Linked DNA regions of Homo sapiens: region 1 is linked to region 2. Evidence: chromatin loops called from intact Hi-C (ENCODE). Cell type or tissue: heart right ventricle. All regions are shown on one strand. Links, peaks and the distances in the headings refer to the core of each region. The heading gives the core; the rest is flanking DNA. Region 1 overlaps CAMSAP1 (calmodulin regulated spectrin associated protein 1). Region 2 overlaps KCNT1 (potassium sodium-activated channel subfamily T member 1).

The links. Hi-C counts contacts between places; a loop is a spot of excess contacts. Peaks named below come from ENCODE experiments on the same cell type or tissue, not always from the same donor. Only the 100,000 strongest peaks of a DNase experiment are listed, where the experiment ranks them.
Region 1: a loop joins it to region 2, with 3 times the contacts of the local background. A loop is called at or near these places in 1 of 110 quality-filtered maps.

What each region holds. Positions count from the first base shown.
Region 1 is chr9:135,849,978-135,860,004 of GRCh38, forward strand. It overlaps CAMSAP1 (calmodulin regulated spectrin associated protein 1), which reads right to left. Exons shown (of 17, transcript NM_015447.4): 6 at 345-484; 7 at 160-256. Among named protein-coding and RNA genes, the nearest start is that of CAMSAP1, 53 kb to the right of the region's middle. RefSeq lists an enhancer at 746-1,040. In heart right ventricle, for the core only: no CTCF peak of the experiment used is centred there; no DNase peak of the experiment used is centred there.
Region 2 is chr9:135,791,941-135,801,967 of GRCh38, forward strand. KCNT1 (potassium sodium-activated channel subfamily T member 1) reads left to right here. Exons shown (of 31, transcript NM_020822.3): 31 at 101-3,562. The coding sequence ends at 221. LOC107987140 (a long non-coding RNA gene) reads right to left here and starts at 101. Exons shown (of 3, transcript XR_007061851.1): 1 at 1-101. In heart right ventricle, for the core only: a CTCF peak has its summit at 5,898 (motif pointing right); DNase peaks (open chromatin) are centred at 5,911 and 6,241; H3K27ac peaks cover 752 bases.

The sequences.
Region 1 (10,027 bases), core at 2,522-7,521, 58 kb after region 2:
CCTTTCCCCAAACTCTCACGCCCGTCCCTGGGATTCTGACTCCACAGGCTCTTCCAAGAACTCTGCTGTGCGAGAAACATGGAACCACTGGAGAGTGCTTTCTGATACTCTAGGCTCTCAAGGAAACCATTGCCAACCTGGGGAATATCTGTCACTCACCGTCTTTCAGCTCCTGAACATCCCTGGGCTGAACAAAATCTGGCTTGACATTCTCGAACCACCAAAAAAGCTCCGCAATAAAAACCATAACATTCGGCTAAAAGACAAAAACAAAAAACCAAAGTATGATAAGCAGTTTATTCACACATGGTTTTAAAACTGCATGCCAAATAATTCGTTATTACCTTCAACACTAATGGCGCATACAGCATATCTTCCAAGGTGAGATAAAAACATTTATTAAGATATTCATTGGAGAATTCTCTCAGAAGCCGAATATTATACAGACTGTCGGCCATCGACGTTACCTCCTTTAAGCATATATCTAATAGACAAAAAGAAAATCACAATTTATTGTAAAGGTATTCTGCTTCGAGAGAGAGAGAAGCATTCTAAAATGAAAACCATTTTACATAAAGGTAGTAATGAAGATAATGACATTGAGAGATGTAGGGAGTATAGGATGTACAACAAGTAACACTAAGTATAAAAAGAAAACACTCAAGACAACTCCAGGAACCTCTCAAGTCTGAATTTGATGGTGAACATCCAGAAAGCATAATAGAAATCGCTCAGATCTCAAGAGTGGGCTTCCAAAACAAACAGCAACAATCACCTTTCACTTTACAGCAGAGCCATGCTGCACGTAGCGAGTAAATGTTGAGCCGAGTTTCTTCCGCCCATCAGAAACCCTCTGCACAAGGTTTCCGTGTTTGTAAAGGGCAGGGGGAAGGGAAATGAATAAAACGTAAAGCATCAGGCTCATCCACGCCCACTCAGTGATAACACAGGAATGTGACTAATCACAAAGATCAAGTGACAATGCATAGCCCAAGTCTCTTTCCATGAAGAGGTGGAGACTGGTGGCTATAGCATCTGCAGGGCAACTTTCCATTGCACGTGACTTTGCAGACCCTCCATGGAGGAAGCACCAGTATGGGCAACAAGTCACAGGACCAAAGAGCAGGCCTCCCCCTAGTCTAGGCACCCTGGTGTGGAGTGGGGGGTGGCCCTCAGACAAAGAGCCCTGCGGAGAGCACGGTGCAGCTCAGGACTCCGTGAGAAGTGACTTGACTTTATTTTGCCTGTAAATATATACATAGAGAAAAAATAGAATTTCAGAAATAACTTTTTACATAAATTTTATTTCTAAGGAAAAAACCATTTTCAAGGGTTTAGAAGTACGTACAAACTGGAGCCACAGCATCCAGAGTCGTTCATGAACTGCCCTCCACAGTCACCTAAGCAGCATTCATTCTCAAAAGAAAACTTTAAAGCTGAGGAACTGTGCACACTCACACTGCTAAGGATGTTTCCTTTTGTACAGTTCTGACCATCAAATGTTAACGTCTTATAGGCTTCAGATCTTTTCTTTTTTAGAAATAAAACAGCCGAAGTCATCTCCATCTCCAAAGGGAACCATTCTCCCAACACTGCCACAAACCCTTTCCACTCCTCCTGAGTATTCTACACACTGTCTGCATCCACAAGTAACACAAACAGTGTTGTCTCAGCCTTGAGAAACTTACATTCATGGTATCAAGCTATGCCTCATTTTAGCAGCCAGTTTTTGCCCCAAAACTCAGTATGATGTTTTCAAACAGATCTATGTTGATACGGAGAGATTTCCGTCACTCATCTTGACCGCTATATGGTCCTCCACGATTTCTCACAATTATGACAAATGCTGCCATCACAAAGCTTGCGTGTGCTGTCTATGCGTGTACAGACGGGTGTTGCCCAGGCATACTCTGAGAGGGGACTCGCTGGGCCACGAGCTAGGCACGCCCTCCTGTGTCACCTGGCAACGCCCTTCTGCCTGGTTGTGCCTCGCTCCAGTCCCACCCACAGCACTCCACAGCTTGCTCCTTCCCACCTGCACCGCAGCATGACCGACCTGTCCATGTCTGCCAGGCGGAGGGGCGTGAACACCTCCTTCTCAAACAGCATGCCTCTGATGACTGCTGTGGCTTTACTTTTTCATGGTTACTGGTCATGAAGGGTCCTCTCCTGTGGACCCTGTCCATATCTGCCTTGGGCTGTGCATCTTTTTCTTACCGATTCTAGAATTCTTTCTGGATTGTGGTTACGAAAGGACTGGATGACAGTCCTTCATCAGGTCACGTGTGCTGCAAATATTTTCAATGGGTACAGTTTATCATTTCATTTTGTTTATGATGTTCTTTTGTCACAGGAAAGTTTTACATTTTGATATGGTTACATTTAACAATCTTTTCTATTTGTGCTTTTTATAATTTTGGCAATCCATCTCTACACGAACATCATAAAAGTATTTGCCTTTATCTTCTCAAAATTCTTAAATTTTACTTTTCAGGTTTGCATCTTTACTCCGAGGAAGGGGTATTTCTGGCTCAGGTGGGGTGAGGTTTTACGGCACTTTCCCATAGAGATGTCTATGCCGCCATGTTCTTGACCAGCCAGCGCGGCTCCCTCGGTGAGGCCACCCCAAAGGCACCAGATTCCCTGCAAAGCATCTCTTTTCTCAGTTCTACATGTGGTTTATTCATCTGGTCCATGTGACTGCCCCGGAACCAAAACCACACTGTTTTTGGTAATGCAAAGTTAAGCAAAATTTGGTATTTGTAGGGCACATACCCTGCACATTCTTATTCTTCAAAACTACTCAGCTAAAATCTGGGACAATTTAAGCAACAAAATAAATAATGAAAGTAATGAATTATGACCTATTGAATAAAGTAAGATCCATGAGGCCATCCGGATATAAACAAACACATGAATAAAGAAGCAAGCAAGTGGGGCAAACGCTGACAAAATGGAAAGATGCACTGAGGCTGGAAGCCATCCACACGTGGAGAGACCAGCAGGTGAGAGTCTGATGAGAAACGTATTCACAGTCCAAAGCCTCTCCCCACAAATTACTAATGCATTCTAAAGCAAAAACAGCAAGCTTAGAAGTGGGGAAGGCCAGCACATGCCACCTGCACCAAGGGGTGAAGCTGGAGTCACCAATACGGAGATGTCCCAGTACCTTGCCCCTGAGGTGACACGCTGGGAGGACACACCGCAAGGAAACTCCAGACAAACACACCAAGGGCCACTACTCACAACCTTACTCTTCGAAAACATCAAGAGTCAAGAGAGGTAAAGGCTGGAAACGACTCCAGATGAAGGGAAACTATGAGGGGACGCTGGGCCAAGCAGGTGCTCCTGGGTAGTTGAGCGAGTCAGGACCAGGCTGGGGATCTGTGTGCCAACGTTAGCTTTCCCAACTTTTGCTGTGTTACTCTCAAATGGTTGAGAGAGACACAGAAATAACACAATCCAAGAGAATTTCTGCATTGCCTTGTTAATATCTGTGAAGACAAAAGTATTTACTGGACTGGCGACAAGTTTTCAGAACAATCTGGAGAAATCACAAGTTTTAATACTGACTGGGGATCTAAGTACACTTGTTTCAGTCTTCTCCCAAGAGAAATAGAAAAGCCGATGGATTTTCTTCGCCTCTCTTCTGCTGCACTTACTCCCAAATGCCTCCCAGTTCTCACATGACAAGAGAATGCTCATAGGGAGTGGGCACTGCAGTGCAGGGCAGGGGCACAGGGCAGCCCTGGCTACGGCTCCCACTACCTTCCTCTTGCCAGGCTCAGAGAACCCGCTCCGTCAGGACACAAAGGCACCGCTTCTCCTGGGCCTTCAATGGAACTGCACCTGCCACAGGTGGGGTCAACAGCCTATGAGGTCCAATCAAGTCCCTATGAGGCCCAGAGCCACGATCAGAAGGGGGCAGTGACTGCCCACAAGTGATTCCCTGCCCTTACTGAGATGACTGTAGAGAATCTGTTCAATTTGCGCTAATATTTTACATAGGATTTTCAATCCATACTAACATGGAAAGCCAGCCTAGAATTTCCTCTCATAGCCTACTCAGTGTCAGGGAATAATCCCCTTTTGGGCCACTCCATCTTTTCCTATTATCTGGGACACTTGACATAACACAGGAGCTGACAATTCCTTGAGAGTCTGGTGAAATGCCCCAGGAAGAAGTTGGTCCCTGTGGATGTATGTGTTGACTCCTGAGTCCGTTTCCTTTGTAGTTATGGGTCTATTTAGACTGCCCACCACTTTTGGCTTCAAAGAAGATTGCTCATTTTGTCTAACATTTCAAACACATATGGCACACAAATATTCTCAGTATTTTTATTTCAGTAGCTGCTATACCTGAATTCTTGATCAGTCTTTCCAGATTATCTATTTTATTAATTCTTTAAAACAATAAGCTTTTAGTTTTACATATTCTCTAGAACTTTGGAATTTTTTCTACTTTATTCACTTTTTGCTGTTAAATTTGCCAAAACTTTTTTTTTTTTGAGAGCAGGTCTCACTCTGTCATCTGGAGTGCAGTGGCACAATCACAGCTCATTGTGGCCTCAGCCTCCTGAGCTCAAGTGATCCTCCTGTCTCAGCTTCCTGAGTATCTGGGACTACAGGTGCACATCACCAGGCCAAGCTAACTTTTTAATTTTTGGGGTCTCATTAGGTTGCCCAGGCTGGTCTTGAACTCCTGGGCTCAAATGATCCCCCCGCCTCAGCCTCCCAAAGTGCTAGAATTACAGGCATGAGCTACCACACCCAGCAAATTTGCCAATTTTTGTTAACTTTTATTTTAGGTTTGGGAGGGTACACGTGAAGCCTTGTTACATAGGTAACCTCATGCCACGGGGGTTTGTTGTACAAATTATTTCATCACCCAGGAATTAAGTCCAGTACCCAACAGTTATCTTTTCTGCTCCTCTCCCTCCTCCCACCCTCCACCCTCAAGGAGACCCCAGTGTCTGTGTTTCCTTCTTTGTGTTCTTAAGTTCTTATCATTTAGCTCCCACTTTTTTTTTTTGAGATGGAGCTTCACTCTGTCACCCAGGCTGGAGTGCAGTGGCGTGATCTCAGCTCACTGCAACCTCCACCTCCTGGGTTGAAGCAATTTTCCTGCCTGAGCCTCCCGAGTAGCTGAGACTACAGGTGTGCACCACCACCCCCGGCCAATTTTTGTATTTTTAGTAGAGACAGGGTTTCACCTTGTTGGCCAGGCTAGTCTTGAACTCCTGACCTCTGGTGATCCACCCACCTTGGCCTCCCAAAGGGCTGGGATTACAGGCGTGAGCCACTGCGCCCGGTCTTAGCTCCCACTTGTTAAGTGAGAACACGCAGTATTTGGTTTTCTGTTCCTCTGTTAGTTTGCTAAGGATAATGGCTTCCAGCTCCATCCACATTCCTGCAAAAGACATGATCTCATCCTTTTCTATTGCTGCATGCCAAAATTTTAAAATTTGTATTTTACTTTAAGAAGCTGGCTGGGCTCATGCCTGTAATCCCAGCACTTTCAGAGGCCAAGGCGGGCAGATTACCTGAGGTCAGGAGTTCGAGACCAGCCTGGCCAACATGGCGAAACCCCATCTCTACTAAAAATATTAAAAAATTGGCCAGGTGTGATGGTGCGTGACTGTAGTCCCAGCTACTTGGGAGGCTGAGACACAAGAATTGCTTGAATCCAGGTGGTGGCAGAGGCTGCAGTGAGCAGAGATCGGGCCACTGCACTCCAGCCTGGGTGACTAAGGGAGACTTCATCTCAATTTAAAAAAAAAAAAAAAAAAAAAAGGCCGGGTGCGGTGGCTCACGCCTGTAATCCCAGCACTTTGGGAGGCCGAGGCGGGCGGATCACAAGGTCAGGAGATCAAGACCATCCTGGCTAACACGGTGAAACCCTGTCTCTACTAAAAATACAAAAAATTAGCCGGGCGCGGTGGCGGGCGCCTGTGGTCCCAGCTACTCGGTAGGCTGAGGCAGGAGAATGGCGTGAACCTGGGAGGTGGAGCTTGCAGTGAGCCGAGATCGTACCACTGCACTCCAGCATAGGCAAGAGAGTGAGACTCCAGTCTCAAAAAACACAAAAAAATAAAACAAAAACAAAAAAGCCAAACTATTTGTTTTGAAAAGCTTAAGAGAACTAGGTCTCTGCCTATATTAGTCCATCTTCACACTGCTGATAAAGACATACCTGAGACTGGGCAATTTACAAAAGAAAGCAGTTTATTGGACTTACAGTTCCACATGGCTGGGGAGGCCTCACCATCATGGCGGAAGATGAAAAGCACGTGTCACATGACGGCGGCAAGAGAGAGAATGAGAGCCAAGCTAAATGGGTTTCCCCTTATTAAACCATCAGATCTCATGAGATTTATTCACTACCACGAGAACAGTATGGGGGAAACTGCCCCTGTGATTCAATTATCTCCCACCAGGTCCCTCCCACAGCACATGGGAATTATGGGAGTACAATTCAAGAAGAGATTTAGGTAGGGACACAGAGCCAAACCTTATCACTGCCCATTCCACTCCTTCTGCCTGTGGCCTCGGTAAGAGAACACGCAGCCCCATCCCCTACCCTATGACTAAGAGGCTACAGCCCACTGTCACAACAGACAAGCACAGTGCAGGTGGTCCTCTGTGTGCCTCCCCAGCCTCTCTCCCCAGTGGCCACACAGCAGGATGTGTGATTAAACCCAGACTGAGTCTCTATACACCATAACTATGTAACCATCTTCCACAGCTGGGTTACACAGTGTCTCTACTTACACTCCTTGCACAACTCTTCATTTCTCCTGGATTTAATACTTGGCTCAGTTATTCACCTGTTATTGCCTCTGAGCCGGACAGGCCAACTGCCTCCTCCTGGTCTGTGCCTTTGTCCCACGCTCCTGGCCCATCCATGGGAAGGCTGGCACTGTGGATTTCAGCCTGAGCCTCCCTCCACCTCCTCTTCAGGATGGTGTGCGTGCACACACTCCCCAGCACTGGGAAGGCACCTCCCAGTCATCTTCCTTCCAGGACTGTGGCTGAGGAATCTGGTGTCATTGGGGCTGCCTGCTTGTGTGTAACCTGCTTGGTCTCTCCACAGTTATTTGGGATCTCCTCTTTCCCAGGGGTTCCGGAGCTCATCATGGTAGGCTTTGCCATGGCCCTTCTTCAGGAATCCTGCTGGCCACCCACTGGGTCCTTCCTACTTACCACGCATGTCCTTGGGACATTTTTCTACATTTTGTGTTGACTAAGTTCTTTTCTCCTATTTTCTCTTCTCTTTCTTCGTAGACTGATCCTGATTTTTCCATCTTTTTTCCCTTATTTCCCATCTCTTTGCTTTTCTGGTTCTACTTTCTGGGAGATTTCTTCAACTGTCCTCTAGCAGTTCAGTGGCTCTCCCATCTTAGCAACCAAATATTTCCTTCCCAAGAACTGGTTTTTGGCGGCTCTTTAGAATTTGCCAGAGAATTCTAAACAAGCTGTAGCACTCCAACAGCTGTTCTGAGTCTGATGATTCTGTACACAGTTATGTGCCACTATCTTGCAGACATTGTTTCCCAGAGTCCTGTTGTTGGTTCTGAGGTCCAAACCCTCTCATCTCTAACATTTTCTCCTGCTCACCTGCACCATCTCTGTTGATTTGGGTTCTCATTCAGGTCAGTGGCTTTCCTCAAATGTCAGGAATCTTTGGCTGCTGCTCCTAGTAAAGAGTGAGTCACTGTGAGTCTTTTTCCTGAGGCCGATTTCTGCAGAGAAGAATCCTTCCCTGTGTTGCATGTGGGGCAGGTCTGCATTATGGAGTCAAGTGAGAGAGACGGTGGCTTCTGGGGCAGGGTGCACCAGGAGGAGAACCAGTCTCACCTTCGGGTATGAAGAATTTTACACAAAAGCCCTGATTTCAGTGTCACCTCATCCCTACCTGCACCTGGGGTCTGAGGCTAGAGCCTATCTGGCTCAGTTCTCCTCAAGAGTGTCCCGCATCTACTGAGGGCATGTGAGGAGAAAGGCATCAGAAGCAAAGTGAACCTGAGCTCTCATTGCTGGAGACCAACTTTCAAGGAATCCACCCTCAGGCACTGCTGTCCACCAGCATCCTTGGTGCTCCGTTCTGCTGTCCAGGGTCCTATAGGATGAGCCTCTTTGCGTCCCCAGCTTGACACCCACCCCTCCTCCACTTTGCCTTTTTTTTTTTTTTAATTACTTCTCCATTAGAGGACTTGTTCAGAGTCCAGATATATCTTAGTTTCATCCAAAATGGAATCTGTAATTCAGTTCCTTATTCTCCTTGTTTGGGAGTGACTTCTGACTAACAGAAATGGATAGAAAACTGCCCTTCATTTCTCCTTCCTTCAACTTTTTTTGGGTTTACTTCTACGTTCTTTTTCTAGTAACAAATACCTACTCAACACCAACTGGCCCCAGACACTATTTCAGATGACTGGGATACATCAGTGAGCAAAACAGGTAAAACCCTGCCCCTGTTGAGCTCACACTAGCAAGTCCCACTACTCTTTCCCCTATGATCCATGAAATATTTAAATGCCTTCTCTGGCTTCCAGGCACTCAATCTTTAAGATTTTAGAATAACTGTGCATTTGTCAGGGTTCTCCAGACAGACAGAACCAGTAGGACATACGAGAAGGGATTTAATCAGAGAAATCTGCTCACATGATCACAAAGACAGAGAAATCCCACAACAGGCCATCTGCAAGCTAGTGAATCAGAGGTGGCAGCATGCCTGGGTCCAAGTCTGGAAGCCTCAGAGCCAGCAAAGCTGATGGTGCAGCCCCCAGGCCAAGGCCAAAGGCCTAAAATCCCCCAGGAAGCCATGGTGCAAGTCCCAGAGTCTAAAACCCAAAAAACCTGGAGTCTGATGTCCAAGGACAGGAAGAGAGAAGGTGCCCCACTCAGTAAGGGAGAGAGAGCAGAGAGCAGAGAGGGAGAGTCCCCCTCTTCTGCCCACATTGAAGGCAGGTCTTCCCTTCTCAAGCCACTGACTCACACCCATCTCCCCTGGAAACACCCTCAGAGACACACCCAGAAACAATGCTTCACCAGTCACCTAGGCTTCTCTCAATCCAGTCAAATTCACACCTGAAATGAACCATCATTAATTCACAGGCAGGAAAAGAAGCTGCATCTTCTAGTTGGTGAGTTCTCACTTTACTGCACTGTGGAGAATGTACTGATTCTTTGGGATCTGCTGCAGTCTCACCTGTGGCCTTAATCGACTGCACGTTTTATAAAGGCTCCCATGTTTGTCTTTACTGTCTGTAAGTGAGCAGATTCCACAGTGGCTGGTGCACTGGATGAAGCCTGAAGTCCTCTATGGCCTTACTAAATGATCTGCTTTATCAATCAGTTTCTGTTACATAAGTCAGCAATGTGGCTCTGTCCATTTCTCCTTGTAACTCTGCCATTTTGTTTGTTTGTTTGTTTGAGACAGTCTCGCTCTGTCACCCAGGCTGGAGTGCAGTGGCACGATCTCGGCTCACTGCAAGCTCCACCTCCTGGGTTCACGCCATTCTCCTGCCTCAGCCTCCCGAGTAGCTGAGACTACAGGTGCCCGCCACCACATCCAGCTAATTTCTTGTGTTTTTAGTAGAGACGGGGTTTCACCATGTTAGCCAGGATGGTCTTGATCTCCCAACCTCGTGATCTACCCACCTCGGCCTCCCAAAGTGCTGGGATTACAGGGGTGAGCCACCGCGCCTGGCCGTAACTCTGCCATTTTTTAAAATCCATTTTGATGTTCTGCTCTTAGATAATGAGCTTCAATACAGTCACACCTTCCTGTAAACTGTTCACATGATCATAATTGGCAATGACCCTGTATCCTTAGCAATTCACTCTGTCTTAAGATCCCCAACAGACATACAGGGCAGGCTGCACACAATGAAGGAAAAGTCAAATTTACGAACTAGAAGGTGGACTTCAGAAAGCATCCAGGGCCAGGTGCGGTGGCTCACGTATGGAATCCCAGCACTTTGGGAGGCCAAGGCAAGCAGATCGCTTGAACCCAGGAGTTCGA
Region 2 (10,027 bases), core at 2,991-7,990:
AGATGAGGCCACAGGCACCACAGTGGGGCCGCTCAGCAGAGGGCTGAGCAGGGGCTGCCCGGCCCACATCCACTCCAGGGTCCTCTGTGCCCTCCCGCAGCTATCTCATCCGCTCCGACCCCCTGGCTCACGTGGCCAGCAGCTCCCAGAGCCGGAAGAGCAGCTGCAGCCACAAGCTGTCGTCCTGCAACCCCGAGACTCGCGACGAGACACAGCTCTGAGCCAGCCCTGCACGGAGCTCAGGCCACCAAGCCCGGGGTCCTCAGGAAGGACGTGGAGGAGCGTGTGAGGACACGGTGGCACTAGCGTGACCCTGGGGATGGCACACTCTACTCACCATGGCTCCTGGGACTCCACCCTGGAAAGGAGCCCCTCATGCGGGGGGAGGGCCAGCTCACCCCTGGGCACCTGCAGGCTAGTGAGGAGAGTTTTTTAACCTATTTTTACACGTCGATGCAGTCCACTTCTCTTTACACAGATGTACCGCAACTCGTGACCAGGGCTGGCTGGGAGGGCAACGCAGGGACTGGACGCCCTACAGGGCCGAGCCCAGGCTGTGCTGGAGGGTGGGGCTGGGGTGCATGGGGAGGGGAGCAGAACCCAGAACCCAGGAGCCCCGCGTGGGCCACACCCAACTCAGAGCCGGCCTGAGCGTTCACGGCCAGGCAGCCTCGCTTCCTTGCAGCCAAGGGCTGGGGGCCAGGGCTGCTGTTCTGCACTCTGGGGTGGGTGAGGGGGACCCTGGGCTGTTTGCTGTCCCAAGCCCCTTCTGGAAGTTAGAAGCAGCAAAGGGCCCGGGGAAGCCGGGCATGTGAGAGGGGTGCGTCCCCAGGTCCCCCAGAGGGCCCTGTCGCCGAGGACCTTTCTGAAGGAAGCAGAAGACGCCATTTCCTCTACTTCACACTGAACTGTCCCAGCCACTGCATCTAGGGGGCATTGGGCGGAAGATGGTGCATTTCCATGGACCATTTTACACTTACCTTTTAAAGCAAAGCCTCATTTTCTAAACCCCTGACTTGTGAAGCACAATTCAGCCTCCGGGCTGGGCCACGTGGAGAGAGAGGATCTTCTCAGCAAGGCGAGATCCCGGGCGGCGGCTGACATCAGGAGCGCCACCCTGCGTCCTTTGCTGCTGGTTCCTTACTGGTTTGTACGGTCAGCGCTGGAAACTTCTATTAAATGGATGCATTCTGGAGGCATGAAGTTACAAGTCAAGTCGCCCTGCTCGTGTTTCCAAGGCTCTCACCCCTCCCAGCCACCCCACTTTAAGGGTTACAAACACCTGCTGGGGTCCCCACCCCAACCCCATAGGCAAGCCCCCATTCCCCAGCCAGGCCAGGACAGTCCTTCCAAAACTCGGGAACCAAATTGTATTTGGCTACTGGTGACTGGATCCTGGTAGCCAGGAAACCTGCCTGGTGGTGGGGGTCCCAGAGTCCAGGAGGGCTGTCTGGTGAGCTGCCCATCAGCCTCACCCCTGCAGCCAGGCATGTCCCTGGGGTGGGCACAGAGACCCCAGGCTCTGCCCGCAGTGGCACAGAACTCATCTGAGGCCAGTGGCTGCTGGGGATCCCCTACACTGGGGGTCAGGGCTGCCCCAGGTGGGGATGTGTGTGCACCTCACCACGTTCACTTCAGGGTACCCCAAGAGGCTGAAGGGGAAGGACCAAAAGGCCGAGGTGCAGCCCCTCCCCGGTGTCAGGGCAGACAACACAGCAGCTGCTGGAGGGGCCGGCCCTGGCCACACAGACTAGCTAGTCCCTTACTCCCGGCCTGTCTGGAACCCTCCTGCTCAGAAGGTGCCCACTAGCCCTCTGTGGGGGACAGAGCCAGACATGGGTGGTCAGGGAGAGGCTGTGTGGATTCAGGGGACCAGAAAGTAAGTCCCAGGACCTTGATGGAGCGGCAGGGATTGATGTTGGGCTAGGGTGGCCAGAGCCTGTCCCAGCAGGGCTGGGGTCTATCACGTTCCTGGGATCCAAGCAGCGAGCACGCCCTGCCCCGCAGTCACCCCGCCCCGCAGTCGCCCTGCAGCTGGAAGGCCCAAGTCTGCCTCACCTGGGTGGCCTCTCATGTCCCCCACACCCTGGCCCCCAGGCGAGGGGGGCTGCACAGCACCTGCAGGGAGGAGAAGGGAGAGAAAAGCCGGTCTGGCTGCTGGGATGGGAGGGCCACAGTTCCAGCAGTGGCAGGGGAAGCTGTAGCCCCTGGAGCCCCACACTGGAAGAGCTGGCCTGCAGGAGGCACCATGGGGGAGTCGCATGACTTATTCGGGATTGACTTGCGATGTGGATGGTGTTCCCGGAGTCCCCTGTGGCCACTCCACCACCATGAGGCCGGGAGGCATCTTAGCCTTTGAGCCTCTCTCCAGGGGTGAGCGGAGCCCCCCAAAGAGGGCTGAAGGCTTGCTGCCCAAGAGGGGCTGGGTGAGCACTTGGGGCCTCTGAGAACATCAGTGGTCCGTTCCCTCCTGCACACTGGTGGCAAGTGGCAGCATTTTTTCATAATCTCCAGTAATGAGGCCACTTCGGGTCCAGCCCTGGACATCCGAGGAGGAGGCGGGCAGTCCCTGCCCCTTCACTAACCGCAGAGGATGCCAGCTCTAGGCCCCCTGCTCCGCCTGGAGCTCATGCGGGCAGCCGTGGACACAGGTGGCACCCAGCGCCCAGCGGCCTGTGAATCCTCCCGTGGGCAAAGCTGGGAGCCAGGGGCTGGAACCAGGCAGGTCAGTGACTGTGAGATGCCAGCTGCCAGCCCAAGAAAAGCTGCCTGCAGCATCTGGAAACTTCTGTGCTCTCCTTGGCCTCTGTGTTCTTCATCTCCAGGTTTAGGGAGCACCCGGGTGCCTCTCTGCTTGTCCCGAGCCCACTCACCAACAGCCCCAGCTTGCACAGTCATGACATCAGGAAGGTGGGTCCCTGCTCCCAGCCGTCCTCGTCCACCATCACTTCTCCCAGCCTCGTGTCCTGCTGACCCATAAAAGGTCCCCCTGCAAAGTACACCAAGTGAAGTAGGATCTGAGCAAAGGTTGAGGGACTGAATTCCCTAAGAAGTCATCACTGCCTAGAATAAGCGAAAAGAATTTTTTTTAATGTTTTACGGTAGAATTATTTGAAACATACAAAATGAGTGAGACACCTGCTATTTTCCTTATTCCTGTTTTTTGTTTGTTTTTATTTTCCTTATACCTAATTCATCTAACAGAAAACTGGGCAGGGCGCAGTGTCTCACACCTGTAATCCCAGCACTTTGGGAGGCCAAGGCAGGTGGACTGCTTGAGCCCAGGAGTTGAGTTTAAGATCAGCGTGGGCAACATGATGAACCCTGACTGTATCAAAAAGTACAAAAAAAAAAATAGCTAGACGTGGTGGCATGTGCATACAGTCCCAGGTACCCAAGAGGCTGAGGAAGGAGGATCACCTGAGCTGGGGAGGTTGAGGCTGCCGTGAGCTGAGATGGCACCACTGCACTCCAGCCTGGGTGGCAGAGAGAGACCCTGTCTCAAACAAAACAAACAAACAAAAAAGAAAAAGAAAATAAAACTGTTTGCTCAAAATCAGAATACCAACAGTGTATTGGGTGATTATCGCTTATGTGTGAGTGAAATGTAAGAGCAACGTTAAAAGGGACAGGTGGGAGGAAGCGGGGGCCATCAGTTACAAGTTACCATGTGACCTGAGAAGCAGTACAGTGTAACTTACAGGTGGATCTGGATGAGCTGCAAACTCTAGGGCAACCACTAAAATATATATATACTTATTTTTCTTTTTATTATTTTTTTCTATATATGGAAGTATAATTGATACGCTACAAAAGACAAGACTATGGAATCATATAAAATGCTTAACTGAAACCAGAGAAAGCAGAAAAGAAAGGCAGATAGAAACTAAGACCAAGGGCAACAAATAGAAAACAGTTACAAATATGGTAGATGATAATCCCACGAACCCAGTCATCACATTCAATGTACATGAATTAGTCTAAATACACCAATTAAAATACAGAGACTGGCCGGGCGCGGTGGCTCACACCTCTAATCCCAGCACTCTGGGAGGCCGAGGCGGGCGGATGACCTGAGGTCAGGAGTTTGAGAACAGCCTGGCCAACATGTGAAACCCCAACTCTACTAAAATTACAGAAACTAGCCAGGCGTGGTGTTGTGTGTGTGTGCCTGTAATCCCAGCTACTCCGGAGGCTGAGGCACGAGAATCACTTGAACCCAGGAGGAGGAGGCTGCAGTGAGCCAAGATCGTGCCACTGCACTCCAGCCTGGATGACAGAGCAAGACTTCATCTCCAAAAAAAAAAAAAAAAAAAAAAAGATGGAGACCGATAGTGGATTTGTTAAGTCCCCAAGTTATGGAGAGTCACATGACCAGCACGTCAGCCCCAGCTTCAGCAGTCCTCAGCCCTGTCTGTCCTTCTCCACCTCCCACACACACCTCAAGCCTGGATGTGTGTCCAGGCTGGAGGGTTTTAAAGTGACCCCTAGATGGCACATGGTTTTACAGCCGGCAGTGTGGCCAGCCAGTTCCCCGCAGCTCCAGCTCCTGAAGAGCCCCTGGGTACAGGAAGGTGTCCCGCTCAGCAAGCAGATGCTCGCCGCTGGAGAGGTCCAACCTGGTCAGGTGCTCAGGCTGCAAAGGGCACCCACGGCAGGTGGCACAGCTGGTTGGAAGCCAGGAAGAGCTCCTCCAGGCAGGCACCTGCTTGAAGGTGCCAGGTGACAGGTGAGCGATGCAGTTGCCTGAGGGTGCATGTACCTCAGTGGGGAAACTGAGGCACGGCCCCTTCATGGCCATGCCGCCTGCCAGGTGTCCAGGCATTGGCTACCATGATCAGCCCCTGCAGTGCCCCTGGGTCCCAGAAAGCTGCCGTCTCTGCCCCACAGCTGCCTGGATGGTTGTGTGTGCGGGCCAGGCTCCAGAGGCCCCACCTTGCATGCATGGAAGGCACAGAGGACCTGTGAGGGGCACTGAGGCACGGCCGCTGCAGGGCAAGGGCTTCTCCTTGAGCAGAAGAGTCAGGCAGGACTGAGGACAGAGGATGCTCAGAGAGCAGCCGGCCCAGCCCCTGCACCTGCCCGGAGCCTCGCTGCTCCACTTGCCCTGGCATTCCCGAAAGCAGGCTGCAGGGGAGCCACAGGGCACCCGGGGCAGAGTCTCACGGAGCCCCCAACTCACACATTCGATCTACTGCTGCGACTCCCAGCCCGCCCCAGAGGACAGCAGCCAGGAGCCCTCCTGACCTCCGAGGAGCCCAGATCTCCAGGGGACTGACAGTGGCTTGACCTCCTGTCTGCTGAGCACCGCCGAGCCTCAGCGCCAACCCCGGAGCTCTGCGCTCTCCCAGGATGCCAGCTCCCATCCAGCTGTTCCTGGGCCCCTGCCCTCACTCAGCCCGCCCTCTGGCACCACCTCCACACGTGAGCTCACTCTCTTTCTCTGTTCCCCTCTGAGCAGCTGAGCTTCTCCAGCCTTCCCCCATGCCGTCCTCTTCCTCACCCCACCCCCAGTGCCCCCCAAAACACACCCTGAGTCAGGCTGGCTCCTGGCCACTGAACATGAAGGGTGCTGCTGGTTCTCACCTCACTTGACCTCCACTGGACACTCACCCCACCCGCCCTCCGAAGAGTCTGTCTTGGCCCTCCTGATGGTCCTCACGCAGCCCCAGACTACTGAGGTTTGCCGGTGCTGACCCGTCTACCAGCTCCCCCAGAAGTCCATCCACACTCAAGTCCGGGAACTCGTCAGCCCACTCCACATTCCAAGTGGCTGTCCTGGGGGTACCTCAGACTCCACGTGTCCAAGCCGATCCATCTGTCACACCCTCAAGACCCCATGTCCTCCCTCAGTGTCCCCCACCCACACCCTGAGGCCACCCGCCGTCTCTCACACGGGCACTAGGGGGCGCCTCTGCCCTCTTTCCTCTGCTTCCCAAGCAGCCTCCGCCCTCTCCAGCATCACCAGGAAACGCTCCCTTTCCTGTGCCTTGGGCCCTTTGCCTGTTCTCTGTAACCAGAGCTGACCTTCAAATCCACCCTATCACTGTCTAAAATCCTGGGGTGCAGCGTGACGAAGCAGCCCTAAATTCTGAGCGTGACGAAGCAGCCCTAAATTCTGAGAGCGGCTGTGAGTTCATGCTGGGGTGGGCCTTGGGGGCTTGGCCACAGCGCCTGGCACCCAGGATGCTCATGAAAGGCACTGATGGCTGTTTGGGACCAGGCATTCTTCCAGGCATGTGTCAAACACGGCCACCCCTGGAAGGCCCTGGGAACAGCCTGACCCTGGCCGTGCTCCCGGCCCTGAGTTCTTTGCTGCAGCAAACCAGCCCTGTAGAGCAGTGCATGTGGCAGGCAGGACAGGTCTGGAGGAAGCAGCCCACGGTGGCAGCTCCACACACCAAAACACCAGCTCCGCGCTGCAGTCTCCGGTACGCACCTGCCCAGGCACCATGCATTGTTCCCACCTCTCACCACCCTCCACCCGCCCTGCTCGGGCCCTGCAGGGTGGTGGACAAGGCTGCCTGGTCTCAACCTCTTCTGAGGCTGTGCCTCCTCCTCCCTGAGGACACCCTCCTGCCTCCTCCTGTCCCCTGGGGGCCCGCACGCTCCAGTGTCTCGCCTCCAATGTTCCATCCTTAAGTCGTGAGCCGCACCTCCTCTCTCCACCACTCCCCCATGGCACTGCGGCCTCGGTCACATCTCTCTACTGCCCATGAACTTCAACACCCCCCAGATGCCATGAATTAATGCAAGCCACCCCTGGCTGGGACCCTTGCCTCCTTGTCTCCAGCCCTGCACCGCACCCAACAGCACACCCAGCCCTATTCCAGAACGAATGAGTGAATGAATGAGCAGATGGATAAATGAATGAACAGATGAGCGAGTGGAGGAGTACGTGAGTGCATGGTCATTCTACTCAAAATACAAAGTCCCAAAGGCCAGATGGCAGCTTGTGGCCAGGGTCCTTCACAGTGTGGCCTCCATTTTTCCTTAAAGTCTGGTCCCCCATCCCCCACCACCACCTCCCAGCCCAAGAAGGCCACCACTCTAATAAGAGAGCAGTGAGCAGCAGGCGCTGGCCGTGATTCCTGAACCACCTGCCCGTGGCCACCTCCCTCGGATGGCAGCTGACATGGTCTCGCTCAGCCCATCATGTTGCCACTTAGCCACCACACTGGCCCAGACTTCCAGTGATGGTGCTGGCACTCGGGGAACAAGAGCAGTAGGACTCACTGGTCACTTGGCCCAGAAGGCCCACCCACTGCCCTGATCATCAGCTCTGAGACCTCCCATTCCTGCATCCTTCCACAACCATCACCTGCCCAGACCAGCTCCAGGCTCAAGAGCCTGAGCTCCTCAGCATCGCACATTTCTTGGCTTCTGCAAAGACTTCTTCATCACCTCCCAGCCAACCCTGGTCAATTCTTTGGGTCTGGAAAAGGTCCTGCCCAGTCCACCTGCCTGACCTTCCTCCACCAGCCTGCAAAGCTCGGACACACAGAGCTGTGTGCTCAGCGCCGCGCATCCACCCCACGGCACCTTACTCCACGGGTGCTTCCGGGTACACACTTAGGGACAGTGCGGCCTCACCACACAGGAGAAACACAGACTTACCATGTGCCACAGATCCAGGGACGTGACGCCCAAAGTCCTGGGTAAGTGAAGCAGGAGCACTGGCCTTTGCGACTCCTTCCATCTCTAGAAATCTCGTTATAAAATTATTAAGATGAGTGAGAGTCACCGGCAACGTTTATTATTTTGCTTCATGACTAACATATGCGACTCTATTCCTTGGATGGCTTTCAAATATTTTACTTTTTATGTTTTTGAGACAGGGTCTAGCTCTGCTGCCCAGACTGTAGTGCAGTGGTGGATTCACGGCTCACGACAGCCCCAACCTGCTGGGCTTGAATGATCCTCCTACCTCAGCCTCCCGAGTAGCTGGGACTACAAGTTAAGCATCACCAAGCCCGGCTAATTTTTGTATTTTTGGTAGAGATGGGGTTTTGCCATGTTGCCCAGACTGGTCTCCAATTCCTGGACTCAAGCAATCCTCCCACCTCAGTCTCTCAAAGTGCTGGGATTACAGGTTGAATATTTTATAATAAAAAATAGAAATCCTGAGAGGTCCACCTACCTTTGGCAATGTCAGCTCTTCAAGCAGTGGACGCACTGCCCACGTGTGACCTCAACAGTGCCCCCCAAACCCACAGGTGGACATCCTATCCCTGGCGACCTCTGTCATGGGCTGAACGGTGTCCCCCAAACCCACAGGTGGACGTCCTATCCCTGGCGACCTCTGTCATGGGCTGAACGGTGTCCCCCAAACCCACAGGTGGACATCCTATCCCTGGTGACCTCTGTTATGGGCTGAACGGTGTCCCCCAAACCCACAGGTGGATGTCCATTCCCTGAGGACGTCAGAATGTGATTGTCTTTGGAGACAGGGCCTTTAAAGAGGTAATTAAGTTAAAAAGAGGTCACCGGGATGGGCCCTAATCCAATCTGACTGGTGTCCTTACAAGAAAAGGAAATTAGGCCAGGTATGGTGGCTCACGCCTGTATATCCCAGCACTTTCGGAGGCCGAGGCGGGCAGATCACAAGATCAGGAGATGGAGACCATCCTGGCTAACACAGTGAAACCCCGTCTCTACTAAAAATACAAAATATTAGCCGGGCGTGGTGGCAGGCGCCTGTAGTCCCAGCTCCTCGGGAGGCTGAGGCAGGAGAATGGTGTGAACCCAGGAGGCGGAGCTTGAAGTGAGCCGAGATCACGCCACTGCACTCCAACCTGGGCGAAAGAGCGAGACTCCCTCTCAAAAAAAAAAAAAAGTAGTATTAGACCTCTACAAGAAAAATTATCAAATGTTTTGCAAGCTTTAAGAGTTAAATAATGAAGCCACACCAAGTTCATGGATCAATACTATAAAGATGTCAAATCTCTCTGACCTCAAGACAATCCCAAACCAAATCTCAATTACTGGGGGTTGGGGAGGGGAGGGGAGGGGAGGGGAGGGGAGGGGAGGGGAGGCTGGGTAGAACCTAACATGCAAAGGGCCAAAAATATCCAAAACGCTCTTAGCGGAAGCAGCTGGTTTACCAGAGAGCGAGTCTCATTATCAAGCGACAGGAATCAGGATCCTGCCTGTGTATTGCACAAATAGACAACTAGACTGGATTCGCTTCCTGTTGCTGCTGTAACAAACTTAGTGACTTCAACCACCACAAACTTATTAACAGCTCCATAGACCAGAAGTCGGACAAACACCTGAGTTGAGATCAAGGTCATCAGCAGAGCTCCCAGCTTTCTGGAGACTCTCCAGAGAATCTAGAAGCCTTTCCAGCTTCTAGAGGGCATCTGCATTCCTTGGCTCACGGCCCCTCCCTCCATCTGCAAAACCAGCAGTCTGCAGCTCTGTGCTCTCTTCCGTCGGCCCGGTCTTGCTCTGTCCTCTGCACCCATCCCACACTTGAGACACCCTTGTGATGACATGGGGCTCCCCTAACAGTCTATGCTGATCTCCCATCTCAAGATCATCTGATTCGCAACCCGAATTCCATCTTCAACCTTGATTCCCCTTCACTGTGTTAACAAAACACCCAGAGATCAGAATATGGACATCTCTGAGGGTGTAGGGTGGGCACTGCTCTGCTCACCAGAGACCAACGGACTGGAAGTACTGAAACAAAACCACAGCAAAGCTGGCACTGCCAAACAGCAGAGGAAGTATGGCGTGTCCAAGAAGTGGCTCTGGGACCATTAGAGATTCTCATAGAAAAAAAAATGATACGGACTTCCACCTCATTCACAAGCCGTAAGAGCCAAGTCCAGGTGCGTTATAGGCTGAAATACAAACGTCAAAGGTTTACAAGGTAGTTTCCATGGCAGGGCAAGAGTTTTTTATTTTTTTGTTGGTTTTTTGTTTTGTTTTGAGATGGAGTCTTAATCTGTCACCGAGGATGGAGTGCAGTGGCACTGTGTCAGCTCACTGCAACCTCCGTCTCCTGGGTTCAAGCAATTCT